2 separate regions of the Homo sapiens genome follow, and region 1 is linked to region 2. Evidence: read pairs that join two places in POLR2A ChIA-PET (ENCODE). Cell type or tissue: PC-3. All regions are shown on one strand. Links, peaks and the distances in the headings refer to the core of each region. The heading gives the core; the rest is flanking DNA.

Region 1 (9,419 bases), core at 890-8,889, 200 kb before region 2:
TCCTTAAGTCACCATCATCTCTGGCCTAAATATATTCCAACAGCCACCTCCCTGGTCCTCTCCGACTTTCCTTATGCCTTCTAGCCATTCTCCAGAGACAGCCCGTTAAATCCAATCACGTGTCCCCTCTACCTTCCACTTGGAAAAGTTCCTGGTGTCCCAACCTCTCCCGCAGGAAGGTCCTGCCTGTTATTCGCCAACTCCCGAGCATCCTTCAGTTCCCAGGGTATCACCTCCTCCGAGAAGCCCTCCTCACCTTCTTGGCTTTAGACTGTCCAGGATCCCTGTAACTCAGCCATCTCCCCAACTCAACCATTTGAGTGATTGACTTGGTCATGTGAGCCAAATGGACATTTCTTACAGGACTCAAAGCTGGTCACTTCCCAGGCAGCTGGTCCATCTCCGTGTCTGAGATGCTAGTATCTACTCTTCTCCCCGCCCCATAGGATCTGGGGCTCCGGAAGGCCCCTCAGGCAGCTCCCTTAAGGGTCCTGTGGGCGGCTCAGTGGTGACTATTGGGGTGCCAGGGAGCCCGGAGTTCAGGCCATCTGAAGCTGGTGCTGGGAAACTCTCTCCCTGCACTCAGATGGCATGGGAAGTCTAGGGGGGTGCTGGTGCAACCTCTGTAGTGCACAGCCTTCAGTATCATGTGTCGACAGCCCCCAAGGAGCCCACCAGGCGCCATCCCCCACTTGCATAACCTACCCACACTTCAATGTAGCCTTGGCACCTATCCCCACAACGCCTGAAGACTCCCACAGATATGGCCCTGCCAAGGCCAGGCATGCACCCTCCTGAGACAGGTTTGGGAGCCCGGATGCCAGCTTGGCTGTGCATCCTCTGGCAAAGGACATTGACCCTCTGTTGACTCAGTTTCCCCATCTGTAAAATGAGAATGTCAATGAAACGTCAGAGGGCCATGGTGAACACTATTTTTAATTTTTATTATTATTATTTTTTGAGACGGAGTTTCACTCTTGTCACCCAGGCTGGAGTGCAGTGGCACGATCTTGGCCCACTGCAACCTCTGCCTCCCGGGTTCAAGCGATTCTCCTGCCTCGGTCTCCCAAGTAGCTGGGATTAGAGGTGCTGGCCATCACGCTCGGCTAATTTTTGTATTTTTAGTACAGACGGGGTTTCACCATTTTGCCCAGGCTGGTCTTGAACTCCTGACATCAAGTGATCCACGGGCTTCGGCTTCCTAAAGTGCTGGGATTATAGGCGTGAGCCGCCGCGCCCGACTTCATGGTGAACATTACATGAGTTAATACACATAGGCCCACACATGCATAGAACAGGCTTAGAACATAGAACGTGCTCATTAAGTGTTAGCTAGTTTGGGAGGTCGGCAGGGGTGGGGAGGATGCAAAAAAGCCCTCATCACAGCGCTCCTGACAGCTCCCGCCAGGCCAGCTCCCCAAATCCCTTAGGAAAATGGCCTCGACCTCTCAGCTGCAACTCTGGCCCAGCCGCCATCTCCTGACCTGACCGCCCACTTCTGGGGAGCCCCGGTGGGTCTGGATTGGAGAGAGCCACCCTCAGCCCTCCCCACCTTCATTGGACCACAGCTGTCTCCTTCACCATCACCTCCGTGCCCACCAGGATTACAGGCCTGATCTGAACCCCTAATCTAGGGAAGACTACGGAGTCCCAAAATCCCTCTTAGCGCGCACCCCGGCCTGAGGCTCGAACCCAGGTCCGCGCTGGAGGGCGGTGGCGGTTGCCGAGCAACGCGCTGTTTGTTGGCGCGGGGGGCGGGGCCGGGGCCGGCGCGCGGTGACTCACCGCGGCGTGATGCGGACGGGCGCGGCGCCCAGCAGCCTGGCCGGCGGCCCGATCTCGGCTGGCCTCGGCGTCCGGAGGGGCCCGGCGGCGGGGGCGCCTTAGCCCCCAAGTGGGCGCCGGAGGCCCGTGGGGAAGCGGCGGAGCAGGTCCCGGGCTCTCGGACTCGGTTCGAATCCCAGCCCTGCCTCTTACTCTTGACTCTTGATCTGTGACTTCAAGGCTCCTTGCCTCAGTTTACCCGTCAGTAAAAGAAGCGACACTGGAGGGTGCAGTAACCCACCACTGGCATTTAAAGCAGCTGAGATGATCACGCAGTGACACTGCGGGGCAGCAAGTTTGGGACACCCAGATTCTGCACGTGAATCTCCTGTGTTAAACTCTGCAACCTCACGGAGAATCAATTTCCGCATCTGTTACAGGGCAGTAGCAAGAACAAACACCCTGCCTCTCGGGTGGTTTGAGAATCCCGTGAATTCATAGTGAGACAATGCGTGGCACATTTCAGTACCATGTCTGCTGCCCCACGGAGGGACGGGATGTAGGAGGTTTTCTCTGTGGTCCGAGCTCAGGAGGGCAAGGAGGTGAGGGCAAGACTGGAACCCCTAGAAGTGGGTGGCAAGTCACAGGTCCAGGGCAGGGTGGCATGACCATGGCTGCAGAGGCCCCTATCCCGAAGCTGGCTCACAGCACCTGCTGCGGGCAGGCAGAAGGGGGGCCTGGGGGTGAGTCACCGCCCAGCAATGAGGCTTGAGTCACACAGGGCGGGGTCCCCCGTTAGCCCCCCCAGCTGCTCCCACAAAGGCCCTTTGAGAAGAGTTCCCCACCCCCTACTCCCACCCCCTAGGCCCTCTCTAGGGGTGGGCTGTGGGGCCGAGGCCCTGCTGGGCTGCCCCCAGGAGCCCGGCCTGGGTCTGGGAGGCGCCAGCCAGTTTCAGCCATGTCTGTGAAAAGTCACCATAGGAAGCTGGGTGTCCCCCGGGGAGGGGGCTTCCAGGCTGCCTGAGTCACTGGAATGGTGGAGGGTCACACGCGCAGGGCCCACGCACACAGCGGGCAAATTGAGTCAGACTGTCTGGTGGGGCGGGCAGGCCAGGACGCTTCGAGTCAGGCTGAGAAGGAAACCTGGGAAGAGACATGGTTCTTCCAAGCCTGTGGCCTCTGGCAGAGAAAGAGGGTGCTTGAGGGCACATATGGTGGGTTTCACCACACCTCCTGCCTAGGCCTCCCCTCCTTGCCTGCCCCGAAACAGTCTCCCCCACCTTTCTATCCTTCTTAAACTTGGAGTGAGAAGGACAGCAAGCTGGATGGGATTCCAGGGAGGCACTCTACTAGCGGAAGAATTGAGATTTTTTTTTTTAATTTTATTATTTATTTATTTATATTTATTTACTTTTTTTTTTGAGACTGAGTCTCACCCTGTCACCCAGGCTGGAGTGCAGTAGCACAATCTCGGCTCACTGCAACCTCTGCCTCCCAGGTTCAAGCGATTCTCCTGCTTCAGCCTCCCAAGTAGCTGGGACTACGAGCACACGCCACCATGCCCAACTAATTTTTGTAGTTTTAGTAGAGATGGGGTTTCACCATGTTGGCCAGGGCAGTCTCGAACTCCTGACCTCAGGTGATCCGCCTGCCTTGGCCTCCCAAAGTGCTGGGATTAAAGGCGTGAGCTACTGCGCCTGGCCAATTTGTATTTATTTATGTATTGAGACAGGGTCTCATTGTGTCGCCCAGGCTGGAGTGCAGTGGCACAATCACGTCTTACTGCAGCCTCGACCTCCTGAACTCAGCTGAGCCTCCCACCTCAGCCTCCCAAGTAGCTGGGACCACAGGTGAGAGCGACCACACCCAGCTAATTTTTGTATTTTTTTTTTTTTTTTTGTAGAGACAGGGTTATGCTGTGTTGCCCAGGCGGGTCTGGAATTCCTGACTCGAATTCCTGCCCTCAAGAGTTCCGCCCACCTTAGCCTCCTAAAGTGCTGGGATTACAGGCATGAGCCCCTGGGCCCTGACCTGTTTGTTTATTTTTTAGAGATAGGGGTGTCTCCATGTTGCCCTGGCTGGCCTCAAACTCCTGGGTTTAAGGGATCCTCCCGAGTAGCTGGGAATACAGGCAAATATGTCCACACCCAGCTTTAAGATAAAAAAAAATTATTATTATTTAATATTTATTTATTTATTGAGATGGAGTCTCTGTCACCCAGGCTGGAGTGCAGTGGCGCGATCTCGGCTCACTGCAGCCTCCACCTCCCAGGTTAAAGCGATTCTCCTGCCTCAGCCTCTGAAGTAGCTGAGACTACAGGCGTGTGCCACCATGCCTGGCTAATTTTTTGTATTTTTTAAGTAGAGACGGGGTTTCGCCATGTTAGCTAGGATGGTCTCGATCTCCTGACCTGGTGATCCACCTGCCTCGGCCTCCCAAAGTGCTGGGATTACAGGCGTGAGCCACCACGCCCAGCCCAGGATCAAAATTTTTTAAGACAAGGTCTCACCACTGCCATCTCAAGCTCCGGGGCTCAAAGGATCCTTCTACCTCAACCTCCAGAGTAGCTGGAACTACAGGTGAGCACCACCACACCTGGCTAATTTATTTATCTTGTGGGGGTCGGGGCGTGAGGGTCTTGCTGTGTTGCCTAGACTGGTCTCCAACTCCTGGCCTTAAGTGAGCCTCCTGCCTCAGCCTCCCAAGTAGCTAGGACTACAGGCATGTGCAAGCACACCCAGCTTATTTATACACATTTATTTTATTTTATTTTATTTTATTTTTTTTTAGAGACAGGGTCTTACTATGTTTCCCAGGCTGGTCTTGAATTCCTGGTCTCAACCAATCCTCCTCCTGCATTGGTCTCCCAAAGTGCTGGTATTACAGGCATGAGCCACCTCGGCTGACCACTTTGCTTTTTCTATTTGTTGACTGAGATGGCTATAAAGGGACTAACAGACTGGTAGCCTATACAGACAGCATGGATAAGCTGGGTAAAGGGATGATTCACATCCCAGGACTGTGGGAGATTTCATCACACTACTCAGAACGGCCTGGAATGTGAAGGTATGACTTGTTTTATTTCTGGAATTTTCTTTCTTTTTTTTTTTTCTGAGACCGAGTCTCGCTCTGTCACCCAGGCTGGAGTGCAGTGGTGTGATCTCTGCTCATTGCAACCTCTGCCTACCGTGTTCAGGCCATTCACCTGCCTCAGCCTCCCGAGTAGCTGGGATTACAGGCGCGTGCCACCACGCCCGGTTAATTTTTGTATTTTTAGTAGAGGCGGGGTTTCACCATGTTGGCCAGGCTGGTCTCGAACTCCTGACGTCAGGTGATCCGCCTGCCTCGGCCCCCCAAAATGCTGGGATTAAAGGCGTGAGCCACCTCGCCCAGCCTCTGGAATTTTCCATTTAATATTTTTGGACCAAAGTTGACCAAGGATAACTGAAACCGAGGAAATCGAAACTGCAGATAAGGGGGACGACTGTATACAGTCAAATGTGTTTAGAATATTCATAGACTTATGCAACCATCACCACAATAAATTTTAGAACATTCCTTTTTTTTTGGAGACAGAGTCTCACTCTGTCACCCAGGCAGGAGTGCAGTGGTGTGATCTCGGCTCACTGCAACCTCCGCCTCCCAGGTTCAAGCGATTCTCCTGCCTCAGCCTCCCAAGTAGCTGGGATTACAGGCGAGCACCACCACGCCCAGCTAATTTTTGTATTTTTAGTAGAGACAGGGTTTCACCATGTTGGCCAGACTGGTCTCGAACTCCTGACCTAGTAATCTGCCCGCCTTGGCCTCCGGAAGTGCTGGGATTACAGGCGTGAGCCACTGTGCCTGGTCCACACCAGCTAATTTTTTGTATTTTAGTAGAGATGAGGTTTCACCGTGTTGCCCAGCCTAGTCTCCAACTCCTGAGCTCAGGCAATCCGCCTGCATCAGCCTTCCAAAATTCTGGGATTAGAGGCAGGAGCCACTACGCCCGGCCTTTTTTTTCGCTGAGGCAGGATCTTACTGTGTAGCCCAGAGTGGAGTGCAGTGGCGGCATCCTGGCTCATTGCAACCACTGCCTCCCGGGCTCAAGCAATCCTCCCACCTCAGCCTTTGGAATAGCTGAGACTGCAGGCGCCCGCCACCACGCCCAGCTAATTTTTTTTTTTTTTTTTTTTTTTTTTTTGAGACGGAGTCTACCTCTGTCGCCCAGGCTGCAGTGCAGTGGCGCCATCTCTGCTCACTGCAAGCTCCGCCTCCCGGGTTCACGCCATTCTCCTGCCTCAGCCTTCCGAGTAGCTGGGACTACAGGCGCCCGTTACCACGCCTGGCTAATTTTTTGTATTTTTAGTGGAGACGGGGTTTCACCGTGTTAGCCAGGATGGTCTCAATCTCCTGACCTCGTGATCCGCAAGATTACAGGCGTGAGCCACCGCGCCTGGCCATTTTTTTTTTTTTTTTTTTTTAAAGACAGGGCGTTGCTATGTTGCTCAGGCTGTTCTCAAACACCTGGGCTCAAGCAGTCCTCCCACATCGGCCTTCCAAAGTGCTGGGATTACAGCATGAGTGACCACGCCCTGCCCAACTTTAGAACATTTCCATCACCCGCAAAAGAAATCTCAAGCCCATTAGAAATCATTTTCTGGCCGGGTGTGGTGGCTCACGCCTGTAACCCCAGCACTTTGGGAGGCCAAGGCAGGTGGATCACCTGAGGTCAGGAGTTCGAGACCAGCCTGGCCAACACGGTGAAACCCCGTCTCTACTAACAATACAAAAATTAGTCAGGTATGGTGGCACATGCCTGTAGTCCCAGCTATTCGGGAGGCTGAGTTGGGAGAATCACTTGAACCCGGGAGGCAGAGGTTGCAGTGAGCCGAGATCATGCCACTGCACTCCATCCTGGGTGACAGAGCGAGACTCTGTCTCAAAAAAAGAAAGGAAAGAAAGGAAGGAAAGGAAAGAAAAGGAAAAGAGAAGAGAAAAGAAATCACTTTCTATTTCACCCCCCAACATTCTCAGCCTCTGGCAACCCTGGTCTACTTTTTGTCTCTGAGTATAAATGCTGTCAACAGAGTTCATCCATGTTATAACAAGTGTAACAAGCGTGAGTACCTTATTCCTTTTTATTGCCAAATAATATGTGATACGGGCTGGGTGTGGTGGCCCATGCCTGTAATCCCAGTACTTTGGGAGGCTGAGGTGGGAGGATCACTTCACCTCAGGAGCTTGAGACCAGCCTGGGCAATGTAGTGAAACCCTATCCCTACAAAAATTACAAAAATTAGCTGGGCATGGTGGTCCTCGCCTGTAGTCCCAGCTACTCAGGACACTGGGGCAAGAGGATCACTTGAGCCCAGGAGGTCGAGGCTGCAATGGGCTAGGATTCTTTTACTGTACTCCAGCCTGGGCAACAGAGTGAGACTTTGTTTCTAAAATGACGAGACCTCGTTTCTAAAATAAAAATGAGGCTGGGCGGGGTGGCTCATGCCTGTGATCCCAACACTTTAGGAGGCTGAGGCAGGTGGATGACTTGAGCTCAGTAGTTCAAGACCAGCCGGGCCAACATGGTGAAACCTGTCTCTACTAAAAATACAAAAATTAGCCAGGCATGGTGGCGGGCACCTTTAATACCAGCTACTTGGGAGGCTGAGGCAGGAGAATCGCTTGAACGTGGGAGGCCCAGGTTGCAGTGAGCCGAGATTGCACCATTGCACTCCAGCCTGGGCAACAGAGCAAGACTTCGTCTCAAAAAAAAAAAAAAAAAAAAAAAAAGCTGGGCGTGGTGGCACGTGCCTGTAATCCCAGCTACTCCGGAGGCTGAGGCAGGAGAATCTCTTGAACCCGGGAGGCAGAGGTTGCAGTGAGCCGAGATCACGCCACTGCACTCCAGCCTGGGCGACACAGTGAGACTCTGTCTCAAAAATAAATAAATAAATAAATAAATATAAAATAAAAATGAAAATAAAATAGACCAAAGCTATGTCCCAGGAACAAAGTATTTGAGAAGCAGATGCTGTCTCACAAAGAAGACTGAGACAGAGAAGGGATGTCAGGAGGATCTAGTGTCCCAAGGCCAAGGAGGAACCAGGCAAAGGTGACAGATACTACACGGAGCTCAAGGACAGCTACAGCTGAGAACTTGGCCTGACTCTGAAGTCTGATATCAGTAGTGTGATCAGGCAGCCGCCTGATAAGTAAATGGGAGGGAAGGCAATAAAGGCAGTGTCTAAAGAAATATATTGTGAGCCACAAATGCAAGCCACATATGTAATGAAAACTTTTTTAGTAGCCACATTTTTTTAAAAAAGTAGCAGGTGAAATTAATTTTATTTTATTCACATTTATTTATTTATTTTTGAGACACAGTATCACTCTGTCACGCAGAATGGAGTGCAGTGGTAGGATCTCGGCTCACTGTAACCTCTGCCTCCCAGGTTCAAGTGATTCTCCTGCCTCAGCTTCCCAAGTAGTTGGGATTACAGGTGCGTGCCACCACACCCAGCCAATTTTATATTTTTAGTAGAGACGGGGTTTTGCCATGTTGGCCAGGCTGGTTTTGAACTCCTGACCACAAGTGATCCACCTGCCTCAGCCTCCCAAAGTGCTGGGATTGCGGGCATAAACTAGTGAGCCTGCCAAAATTAATTTTTTTTTTTTGAGACGGAGTCTTGCTCTGTTGCCCAGGCTGGAGCGCAGTGGCACGATCTTGGCTCACTGCAACCTCTGCCTCCCGGGTTTAAGTGATTCTCCTGCCTCAGCCTCCCAAGCAGTCAGGATTACAGGTGTATGTCACCATGCCCAGCCAATTTTATATTTTTAGTAGAGACGGGGTTTCGCCATGTTGGCCAGGCTGGTTTTGAACTCCTGACCTCAAGTGATCTGCCTGCCTCAGCCTCCTAAAGTGCTGGGATTACAGGCATGAGCCAGTGAGCCTGCCAGAATTATTTTTTTTTTTAATTTGAGACGGAGTCTTGTCCTGTTGCCCAGGCTGGAGTGCAGTGGCATGGTCTCAGCTCATTGCAACCTCCACTTCCTGGGTTCAAGTGATTTTCCTGCCTCAGCCTCCAAGTAGCTGGGATTGCAGGTGCCTGCCACCACACCTGGCTAATTTTTGTATTTTTAGTAGAGACGGAGTTTCACCATGTTGGCCAGGCTGGTCTTGAACTCCTGACCTCAGGTGATCCACCCGCCTCGGCCTCCCAAAGTGCTGGGATTACAGGTGTGAGTTACTACACTTGGCTACAAAATTAATTTTAATAAGATTTTATTTAACTGAGTATATCCAAAATAGTATCCTTTTAACATATAATCAAGGTAAATATTATGAATGAGATATTTCAGTTTTTTGGTACTGTCTTCAAAAATCTGATGTGGATTTTATACTTATAACATCTCAATTCAAACTGTTAGGTTGGTGCAAAGTAATTGTGGTTCTTGCCATCATTACTTTCTTTCTTTCTTTTCTTTTTTTTTTTTTTTGAGACGGAGTCTCACCCTGTCCCCCAGGCTGGAGTGCAGTGGTGCGATCTCAGCTAATGCAAGCTCCGCCTCCCAGGTTCACGCCATTCTCCTGCCTCAGCCTCCCGAGTAGCTGGGACTACAGGCACCCGCCACTACACCTGGCTATTTTTTTTGTATTTTTAGTAGAGACGGGGTT
Region 2 (9,158 bases), core at 1-8,000:
GTGGTGGCATGCGTCTATAGTCCCAGCTACTGGGGAGGCTGAGGTGGGAGGATCACTTCAGCCTAGGATGTTGAGGCTGCAGTGAGCTATGATTGCACCACCGCACTTCAGCCTGTACAATAGTGAGAACTTATGTCAAAAAGAAAAAAAAAAAAAAGATGGCTGGGCGTGGTGGCTCACGCCTGTAATCCCAGCACTTTGGGAGGCCGAGACGGGCGGATTTTTTTTTTAAGAGACAAGGTCAGGAGATCAAGACCATCCTGGCTAACATGTGAAACCCCGTCTCTACTAAAAATACAAAAAATTAGCCGGACGTGGTGGCAGGCGCCTGTAGTCCCAGGTACTGGGGAGGCTGAGGCAGGCGAATGGCGTGAACCCGGGAGGCAGAGCTTGCAGTGAGCCGAGATGGCGCCACTGCACTCCAGCCTGGGCGACAGAGCGAGACTCTGTCTCAAAAAAAAAAAAAAAGTTGATATTTTGTTTGTCATGGGTTTTTAGGCATTAATTTTCATTTATTACAATACTGCATTAAAATATTATTTATCTCACTTATTGGGTTTTTGGTATCCCCCACTCCCTTTTAAATTTTGCACCTGGCCAGGTTTGCTGACTCACGCCTGTAATCCTAGCACTTTGGGAGGCTGAGGCAGGCAGATCACTTGAGGTCAGGAGTTTGAGACCAGCCTGGCCAACATGGTGAAACCCCGTCTCTACTAAAAATACAAAAATTAGCCGGGCGTGATGGCAGGCGCCTGTAATCCCAGCTACTCAGGAGGCTGAGGCAGGAACATCGCTTGAACCCGGGAGGTGAAGGTTGCAGTGAGCCGAGATCACGCCACTTCACTCCAGTCTGGGTAACAGAATGAAGACTCCGTCTCAAAAAACAAACAAACAAACAAACAAAAAATGCTTCACTGACCGGTGGTTTATCAGGTGACCTCAGGGAGACACATATATGTGCGTGATTAATGGGAGACATTAACCCCTTTTTCCCTTCATCTCTCAGGCCCCAGGGCCCTGTGTGCAGGTGAGCTACAAAGTCTGGTTCTGGGTTGGAGGTCGTGAGCTGAGTCCAGAAGGAATTACCTGCTGCTGCTCCCTAATTCCCAGTGGGGCGGAGTGGGCCAGGGTGTCCGCTGTCAACGCCACAAGCTGGGAGCCTCTCACCAACCTCTCTTTGGTCTGCTTGGGTAAGAGACTGTGACCTTCCTCAGCTCGGTGCCCTGGAGGGGTGGGAAGTGACTTCCTGAGTGGGCAGCTGAGACTTCTCTCCACCCTCCAGATTCAGCCTCTGCCCCCCGTAGCGTGGCAGTCAGCAGCATCGCTGGGAGCACGGAGCTACTGGTGACCTGGCAACCGGGGCCTGGGGAACCACTGGAGCATGTAGTGGACTGGGCTCGAGATGGGGACCCCCTGGAGAAACTCAACTGGGTCCGGCTTCCCCCTGGGAACCTCAGTGCTCTGTTACCAGGTGAGGCCCTGGGACACCTGGGTCTCCATCCCCGCTGTTAGAGCAGACGGATGGGTGGACTTGTAAGAGGGAGTGCTATGATTAAAGTAGCGTGATGGCCGGGCTTGGTGGCTCATGCCTGTAATCTCAGCACTTTGGGAGGCCGAAAGGGGCGGATCACCTGAGGTCAGGAGTTGGACACCAGCCTGGCCAACATAGTGAAACCCCGTCTCTACTAAAAATACAAAAATTAGTGGGGCGTGGTGGCACATGCCTGTAGTCCCAGCTACTCGGGAGGCTGAGGCAGGAGAATCGCTTGAACCTGGGAGGTGGAGGTTGCAGTGAGCCGAGATTGCGCCACTGCACTCTAGCCTGGGTGACAGAGTGAGACTCAGTCTCAAAAAATAAATAAATAAATAAATAAATAGCGTGAATTCACACAAGACTTTTTTTTTTGCTTTTTGGAGGCAAGATCCCACTCTGTGGCCCAGGCTAGAGTGCAATGGTGCCATCTCAGCTCACTGCAACTTCCATCTCCTGGGTTCAAGTGATTCTCGTGACTCAGCTTCCCGAGTAGCTGGGACTATGGGAGCGTACCACCACAATCGGTTAATTTTTTTTTTTTTTTTTTAAGTAGAGACGGGGTTTCACCATGTTGGTTTGGCTGGTCTCCAACTCCTGACCTCAAGTGATCTGCCTGCCTTGGCCTCCCAAAGTGCTGGGATTACAGGCATGAGCCACTATGCCCAGCCTAACTTTTCTTTTTTTTTTTTTTGAGATGGAGGCTGGCTCTGTCACCCAGGCTGGAGTGCAATGGTGTGATCTCAGCTCACTGCAGCCTTCACCTCCCGGGTTCAAGCGATTCTCGTGCCTCAGCCTCTGGGGAGTGACTGGGATCACAGGCCCCCACCGCCATGCCCAGCTAATTTTTTTATTTTTAGTAGAGACGGGGTTTCACCATGTTGGCTAGGCTGGTGTCAAACTCCTGACCTCAAGAGATCCACCCGCATTGGCCTCCCAAAATGATGGGATGACAGGGGTGAGCCACCATGCCTGGCCCTTTTTTTTTTTTTTTTTTTGGAGTCTTGCTCTGTCGCCCAGGCTGGAGTGCAGTGGTGCGATATCGGCTCACTGCAAGCTCCACCTCCTGGGTTCACGCCATTCTCCTGCCTCAGCCTCCCGAGCAACTGGGAGTACAGGCGCCCGCCACCACGCCCGGCTAATTTTTTTTTTTTTTTGTATTTTTAGTAGGAACGGAGTTTCACCATATTAGCCAGGATGGTCTCGATCTCTTGACCTCGTGATCTGCCCTCCTCAGCCTCCCAAAGTGCTGGGATTTCAGGCATGAGCCACCGCACCCGGCATTTTTTTTTTTTTAAGAGATGAGTCTCACTCTGTCAGCCAGGCTGGAGTGCAGTGGCGTGATCTCAGCTCACTGCAGCGTCGACCTCCATGGCTCAAGCAATCCTCCCACCTCAGCGCCCTGAGGAGCTGGTATTACAGGCATGCGCCACCAAGCCCAGCCAGTTTTTGTATTTTTTGTAGAGGTGGGGTTTCTCCATGTTGCCCAGGCTGTTCTTGAACTCCTGAGCTCAGGCAATCCACCTGCCTTGGCCTCCCAAAGTGCTGGGATGACAGGCATGAGCCACGGTACCTGGCAAGAAATCTTTATAAATAAATAAATAAATAAATAAATTAATTAATTAATGAACTTGGAAGAACTGTGAAGATGTTGGGTAAGAAATTTAGGACACAGTCCCAAGACCCACAAGGATATATGAACCAAAGAAGCGAAGGCCCAATTATGGAAAATTCCCAGTTGGGGAAGGCTATGTGGATGTGATAGGGTTTAGGGGAGAGAGTGCAGCACCCTCAGCTACCATGGTAGGTGCTGTCAGTTGCCTGCTCATATCTGTTTGACCACCTCAGAGGTTTTAGGCCTCTCTCCCAGCTGCCCACACTTGTTTCCTGGCCTAAGGGCTTTTTCTGGTCACTGAGGCATTTTGCCTGCCTGAGAAGCAAGATGGAAATATTGAGAAGAGCCCTCAGGAACAGCCCTCAGCATGACTAATGAGGCTTGGTGGATAAATACCCCAGCTCCGTCCCCCTGAGCTGGGCTGACTCTGCGATGCCTGCTCTCTGCTGGCCCCTAGAGGTCCCCCATGGGACTGCGTCTCAGTTGTCCACAGTGAGAACCTGTTCCTTCCCCATTTCACTCCCCTACTGCCCTATTGGGGTTTTCTGGGATTACCTCCTAGATAAATGACTTACAGTCAGATCCTTATCTCAGGGTGTCCTTCTGGGGACCCCAGTGAAGACACCTAGGAAATGAGCATGGGAAGGAGAGCCAACTCTAACTGGTCTTTATTTCTTTGTCACTCAGGGAATTTCACTGTCGGGGTCCCCTATCGAATCACTGTGACCGCAGTCTCTGCTTCAGGCTTGGCCTCTGCATCCTCCGTCTGGGGGTTCAGGGAGGAATTAGGTAAGAGTGGGGCTGGAGGATGGGGGGGCTTCTGTAACCCAGGCCGACCTTGACCTACTGCCTTCCTCCCCAGCACCCCTAGTGGGGCCAACGCTTTGGCGACTCCAAGATGCCCCTCCAGGGACCCCCGCCATAGCGTGGGGAGAGGTCCCAAGGCACCAGCTTCGAGGCCACCTCACCCACTACACCTTGTGTGCACAGAGTGGAACCAGCCCCTCCGTCTGCATGAATGGTGAGCTTCCCTGCCTGCTGACCTGTCCTCCCAGCCCCCACAAGACCCACCCATCAGTCAGCCCCACCCCTTGTCCCCACGTGGGCCTCTTTGGCCCAGGGACCATACATGGTGTCCTCAATTCCCTCTTGGCTATCAATGTAACGAGCTTTCATTCGGCCATTAAAAATGAGGATGCCAATCTATATTTATTGACATTGAAAGATGCTTGTCATATTTTATTAGTGAAAAAGATAAAAGGATGTTAAAATTCCGTGGTATGGTTCCATTTTTTTTTTTTTTTTTTGAGACAGAGTCTCGCTTTGTCACCAGGCTGGAGTGCAATGGCACGATCTCAGCTCACTGCAACCTCCGCCTCCCAGGTTCAAGCAATTCTCCTGCCTCAGCCTCCTGAGTAGCTGGGATTACAGGCGCATGCCACCATGCCCGGCTAATTTTTGTATTTTTAGTAGAGACAGTTTCACCATGTTGGTCAGACTGATCTCGAACTCCTGACCTCGTGATCCACCCACCTCAGCCTCCCAAAGTGCGGGGATTATAGGTGTGAGCCACTGCGCCCGGCCTATATATAATTTTAAAAATATATATAGAAGGCCCGGCATGGTGGGTCACGCCTGTAATCCCAGCACTTTGGGAGGCCAAGGCAGGCAGATCACTTGAGGTCAGGAGTTCGAGACCAGCCTGGCCAACATGGTGAAACCTCATCTCTACTAAAAATACAAAAATTAGCCAGGCATGGTGGCACAGCCTGTAGTCCAGCTACTCAGAAGGTGGCTGAGGCACTAGAATTGCTTGAATCCGGGAGGTGGAGGTTGCAGTGAGCCAAGATCATGCAAAGACAAACTAAATAATATCTAAGCAGTGTATGAGATGGTGATAAGTGCTGAGTAGAGAATGAAGCAAGGGGCTGGGCAAGGTGGCTCACACCTATAATCCCAGCACTTTTGGAGGCCGAGGTGGGCAGATCACCTGAGGTCAGGAGTTTGAGACCAGTCTGACCAATATGGTGAAACCCAGTCTCTACTAAAAATATAAAAATTAGCCAGATGTGGTGGCGGGCACCTGTAGTCCCAGCTACTCAGGAGGCTAAGACAGCAGAATTGCTTGAACCCAGGAGGCAGAGGTTGCAGTGAGCTGAGATCACATGACTGCACTCCATCCTGGGCAACAGAGTGTTACAGAGCGAGACTTCATGTCAAAAAAAAAAAAAAAAAAAGAGAATCAAACAAGGAAGGTGGGTGGTGAAGGGGGTGCAATTTCAAATAGAGCGGGGTCAAGGAAAGCCTCACGGAAGAGGTGACCTTTGAGCAAAGACCTAAAAGAGATGAGGAGGGAGCCATGTGGATACCTGGGAGAGAGTGTTGCAGACAGCAGGAAGAGCACATGCAAAGGCCCTGTGGTAGGCTTGACCACCTCCCCAACTTCTTTGGTTGTGTTCTCCAGTGAGTGGCAACACACAGAGTGTCACCCTGCCTGACCTTCCTTGGGGTCCCTGTGAGCTGTGGGTGACAGCATCTACCATCGCTGGACAGGGCCCTCCTGGTCCCATCCTCCGGCTTCATCTACCAGGTAGGGGGGTTGGGATGGGATTGCCACAGGGAGGGGATGTACTCCACAGTGGGGAGAGGTAGCATCTGGAGTCATTACTTGGAAGCTAGGTGCAGTGGCTCACCCCTGTAATCCTAACACTCTGGGAGGCTGAGGCAGGTGGATCACTTGAGCCCAGGAGCTCGAGACCAGCCTGGGCAACATAGTGAGACCCCCTTCTCTACAAAAAATAAAACAATTAGCTGGATGTGGTAGCATGCGCCTGCGGTCCCAGCTCCTGGAGAAGCTGAGGCTCGAGGATCGCTTGAGCCCAGGAGTTGGAGGCTGCAGTACACGGATTACACCACTGCGCTCCAGCCTGGGCAACAAAGCAAGACCCTGTCTTTAAAAAATTAAGAATTGCCAGGCACAGTGGCTCACGCCTGTAATCTCAGCACTTTGGGAGGCCGAGGCGGGTGGATCAGTTGAGGTCAGGAGTTCGAGACCAGCCTGGCCAATGTGGTGAAACCCCATCTCTACTAAAAATACAAAAATTAGCTGGGCGTGGTGGCGTGCGGCTGTAATCCCAGCTACTTGGGAGGCTGAGAGAGAATTGCTTGAACCCAGGAGGCGGAGGTTGCAGTGAGCTGAGGTCGCACCACTGCACTCCAGCCTGGGTGACAGGGCAAGACTCTGTCTCAAAAATAAAAATAAAAAATAAAATAAAATAAAAAATTAAGAATGATCTCTTCCCTACCCTACCAGATAACACCCTGAGGTGGAAAGTTCTGCCGGGCATCCTATTCTTGTGGGGCTTGTTCCTGTTGGGGTGTGGCCTGAGCCTGGCCACCTCTGGAAGGTGAGGCTGTCGGATACATGCATCTCTACCCACGTGGGGAAGGCAGCTGGGCATTTTGCTGAGCTTCCAGGGGGCTTGAAGGGAGGCCTCAGGGCGCAGTCACATTCATGAACCCTGCACCCTGGGCTGGGGCATCTGGCCATCTGGATCTGCTGCCCTGACTACTCCTGTCTTGCCAGGTGCTACCACCTAAGGCACAAAGTGCTGCCCCGCTGGGTCTGGGAGAAAGTTCCTGATCCTGCCAACAGCAGTTCAGGCCAGCCCCACATGGAGGTGAGTCAAAGGGCCGGCTAGTCGGAGCCCTCTGGGGGACTGGGGAGTCCTGGGGCAGTGGGGAGGGGGTGAGGTGTGGGTCGGGGAGGCTGGGGCAGGATTACAGGCTCATCTCTTCCCAGCAAGTACCTGAGGCCCAGCCCCTTGGGGACTTGCCCATCCTGGAAGTGGAGGAGATGGAGCCCCCGCCGGTTATGGAGTCCTCCCAGCCCGCCCAGGCCACCGCCCCGCTTGACTCTGGGTATGAGAAGCACTTCCTGCCCACACCTGAGGAGCTGGGCCTTCTGGGGCCCCCCAGGCCACAGGTTCTGGCCTGAACCACACGTCTGGCTGGGGGCTGCCAGCCAGGCTAGAGGGATGCTCATGCAGGTTGCACCCCAGTCCTGGATTAGCCCTCTTGATGGATGAAGACACTGAGGACTCAGAGAGGCTGAGTCACTTACCTGAGGACACCCAGCCAGGCAGAGCTGGGATTGAAGGACCCCTATAGAGAAGGGCTTGGCCCCCATGGGGAAGACACGGATGGAAGGTGGAGCAAAGGAAAATACATGAAATTGAGAGTGGCAGCTGCCTGCCAAAATCTGTTCCGCTGTAACAGAACTGAATTTGGACCCCAGCACAGTGGCTCACGCCTGTAATCCCAGCACTTTGGCAGGCCAAGGTGGAAGGATCACTTAGAGCTAGGAGTTTGAGACCAGCCTGGGCAATATAGCAAGACCCCTCACTACAAAAATAAAACATCAAAAACAAAAACAATTAGCTGGGCATGATGGCACACACCTGTAGTCCGAGCCACTTGGGAGGCTGAGGTGGGAGGATCGGTTGAGCCCAGGAGTTCGAAGCTGCAGGGACCTCTGATTGCACCACTGCACTCCAGGCTGGGTAACAGAATGAGACCTTATCTCAAAAATAAACAAACTAATAAAAAGCAAAAAAAAAAAAAAAAGAAAAGAAAAAACACTGCATTTGGGCACCATCTCAGCTCCCTTGCATCCAGGTGCAGCATGGACTGAGTTCTTGACAACAGAATGTGGTCAGAAGTGACATATGCCAACACGGGGTCTGGGTGGGGGCTCCCCCACATCCTTTCCTTGCCTATGAGCTGGAACATAACACATGCCTATGATCCAGCTTTGGTCATACCCAAGGGGAAGGTGGAGCAAGAAATGAAAAGGAACCTGAATCCCTGAATGACTGCATGGATAGAACCACTAAGAAAAATAAACTTTTATATTTTTATAGCTACTGTAGCTTTGAGGTCTTTTTGTTACAGCAGCTCAATCTATACTCTCACTGATTCATAATCTTTGACTGTAGCAGGGTTAAGCCTCAAATTTCCCACCAGGAGATGACGCTGTGATTCTGTGCTGACTACACACACATTCAAGCCGTCTTGAGTGCTTTCACATTTTATTTTCAAGTATAAAGGCTTCATCGCAGAAGGAGGCCAGGGTTACAGGCAGTGGGCAAGGGGTCTGGAAGCCCAGGTTTAGGTGGACGTGCAGGCTAGCTGGCTCCCAGGTGCCATGGCCAGTCCTGTGGTCCCTGTCTGTGCCTGGGACCCTCTTCTGGGTGCCAAGAGGCCGAGGTAGCTGTGAGAGGAGCTGGACATGGGGTGGAGGGGCATGGGTTCACATGACCGCACAACACTGGCACGTCTTTTGCTTAGGGCCACTTGCCTCTTCACCCTCGGTGGGGGCAGATGGCTCAGGCTGCCGGGCAGGCGCGTAGGTGGGCACAGGGTGGGCACTGGGGTTGGCGCTGGGCCCCTCCCCCTGAAGCAGTGGCTGGCATTCGGCGGGCTGCTCTGGGGCTGGGGTCTCTGCCAGAAGAGGTGTGGCATCCCCCAAGGGGCCTTGGCCCTCAGCAGCGGTTTGGGGCTTCACTCCTTCCTCCTCCAGGGCTCCTACTGGCTTCTCCTGGGGCTGGGGTCCTTCCTTCTCTGGCCTTGTCTCCGTGTTAGCCTCAAGGGGAGGCCCTGCCTCATTCATCTCCTCTGCCTGGGATTCACTTCCTTCCCTAGACCCTTGTTCTAGATTCAGATCTCCCTCCGTCCCTTGGGTCTTCTCTGTCTCCAATGATTCCTCACCTCCCCTTTTCTCTGCCTCCAGTGTCTCCTCCCCTCCCTTTCTCTCTGCCTCCAGTGGTTCTTTGGTTGCCTCTGGCTCTTCCTCACCTCCTTTCTTCTCTACTCCCAATGGTTCTTCTACCTCCTCCTCCTCTGCCCCTCGCTTTTCCTCATCTCCTTCCTTCTCTGCCCTCAAATGTCCCTCAACTTTTCTCTCTATGCCCAGTGGTTCCTCACCTCCTTCCCTCTCTGTTCCCAGCTTTT

Evidence for each region. Peaks named below come from ENCODE experiments on the same cell type or tissue, not always from the same donor. Only the 100,000 strongest peaks of a DNase experiment are listed, where the experiment ranks them.
Region 1: POLR2A ChIA-PET joins it to region 2 with 16 read pairs; 11 of 35 experiments call an interaction of 5 or more read pairs at or near these places.

Annotation. Positions count from the first base shown.
Region 1 is chr19:13,848,802-13,858,220 of GRCh38, forward strand. No RefSeq gene overlaps it. Among named protein-coding and RNA genes, the nearest start is that of MIR23AHG, 11 kb to the left of the region's middle. RefSeq lists an enhancer at 4,896-5,841. In PC-3, for the core only: no CTCF peak of the experiment used is centred there; DNase peaks (open chromatin) are centred at 1,780, 2,530, 3,710 and 4,680; H3K4me3 peaks cover 1,532 bases; H3K27ac peaks cover 4,731 bases.
Region 2 is chr19:14,045,148-14,054,305 of GRCh38, forward strand. IL27RA (interleukin 27 receptor subunit alpha) reads left to right here. Exons shown (of 14, transcript NM_004843.4): 7 at 1,007-1,190; 8 at 1,283-1,471; 9 at 3,834-3,935; 10 at 4,009-4,167; 11 at 5,611-5,736; 12 at 6,460-6,553; 13 at 6,733-6,826; 14 at 6,949-8,071. The coding sequence ends at 7,143. It overlaps PALM3 (paralemmin 3), which reads right to left. Exons shown (of 7, transcript NM_001145028.2): 7 at 8,220-9,158. The coding sequence ends at 8,458. Among named protein-coding and RNA genes, the nearest start is that of PALM3, 12 kb to the right of the region's middle. In PC-3, for the core only: a CTCF peak has its summit at 3,603; no DNase peak of the experiment used is centred there.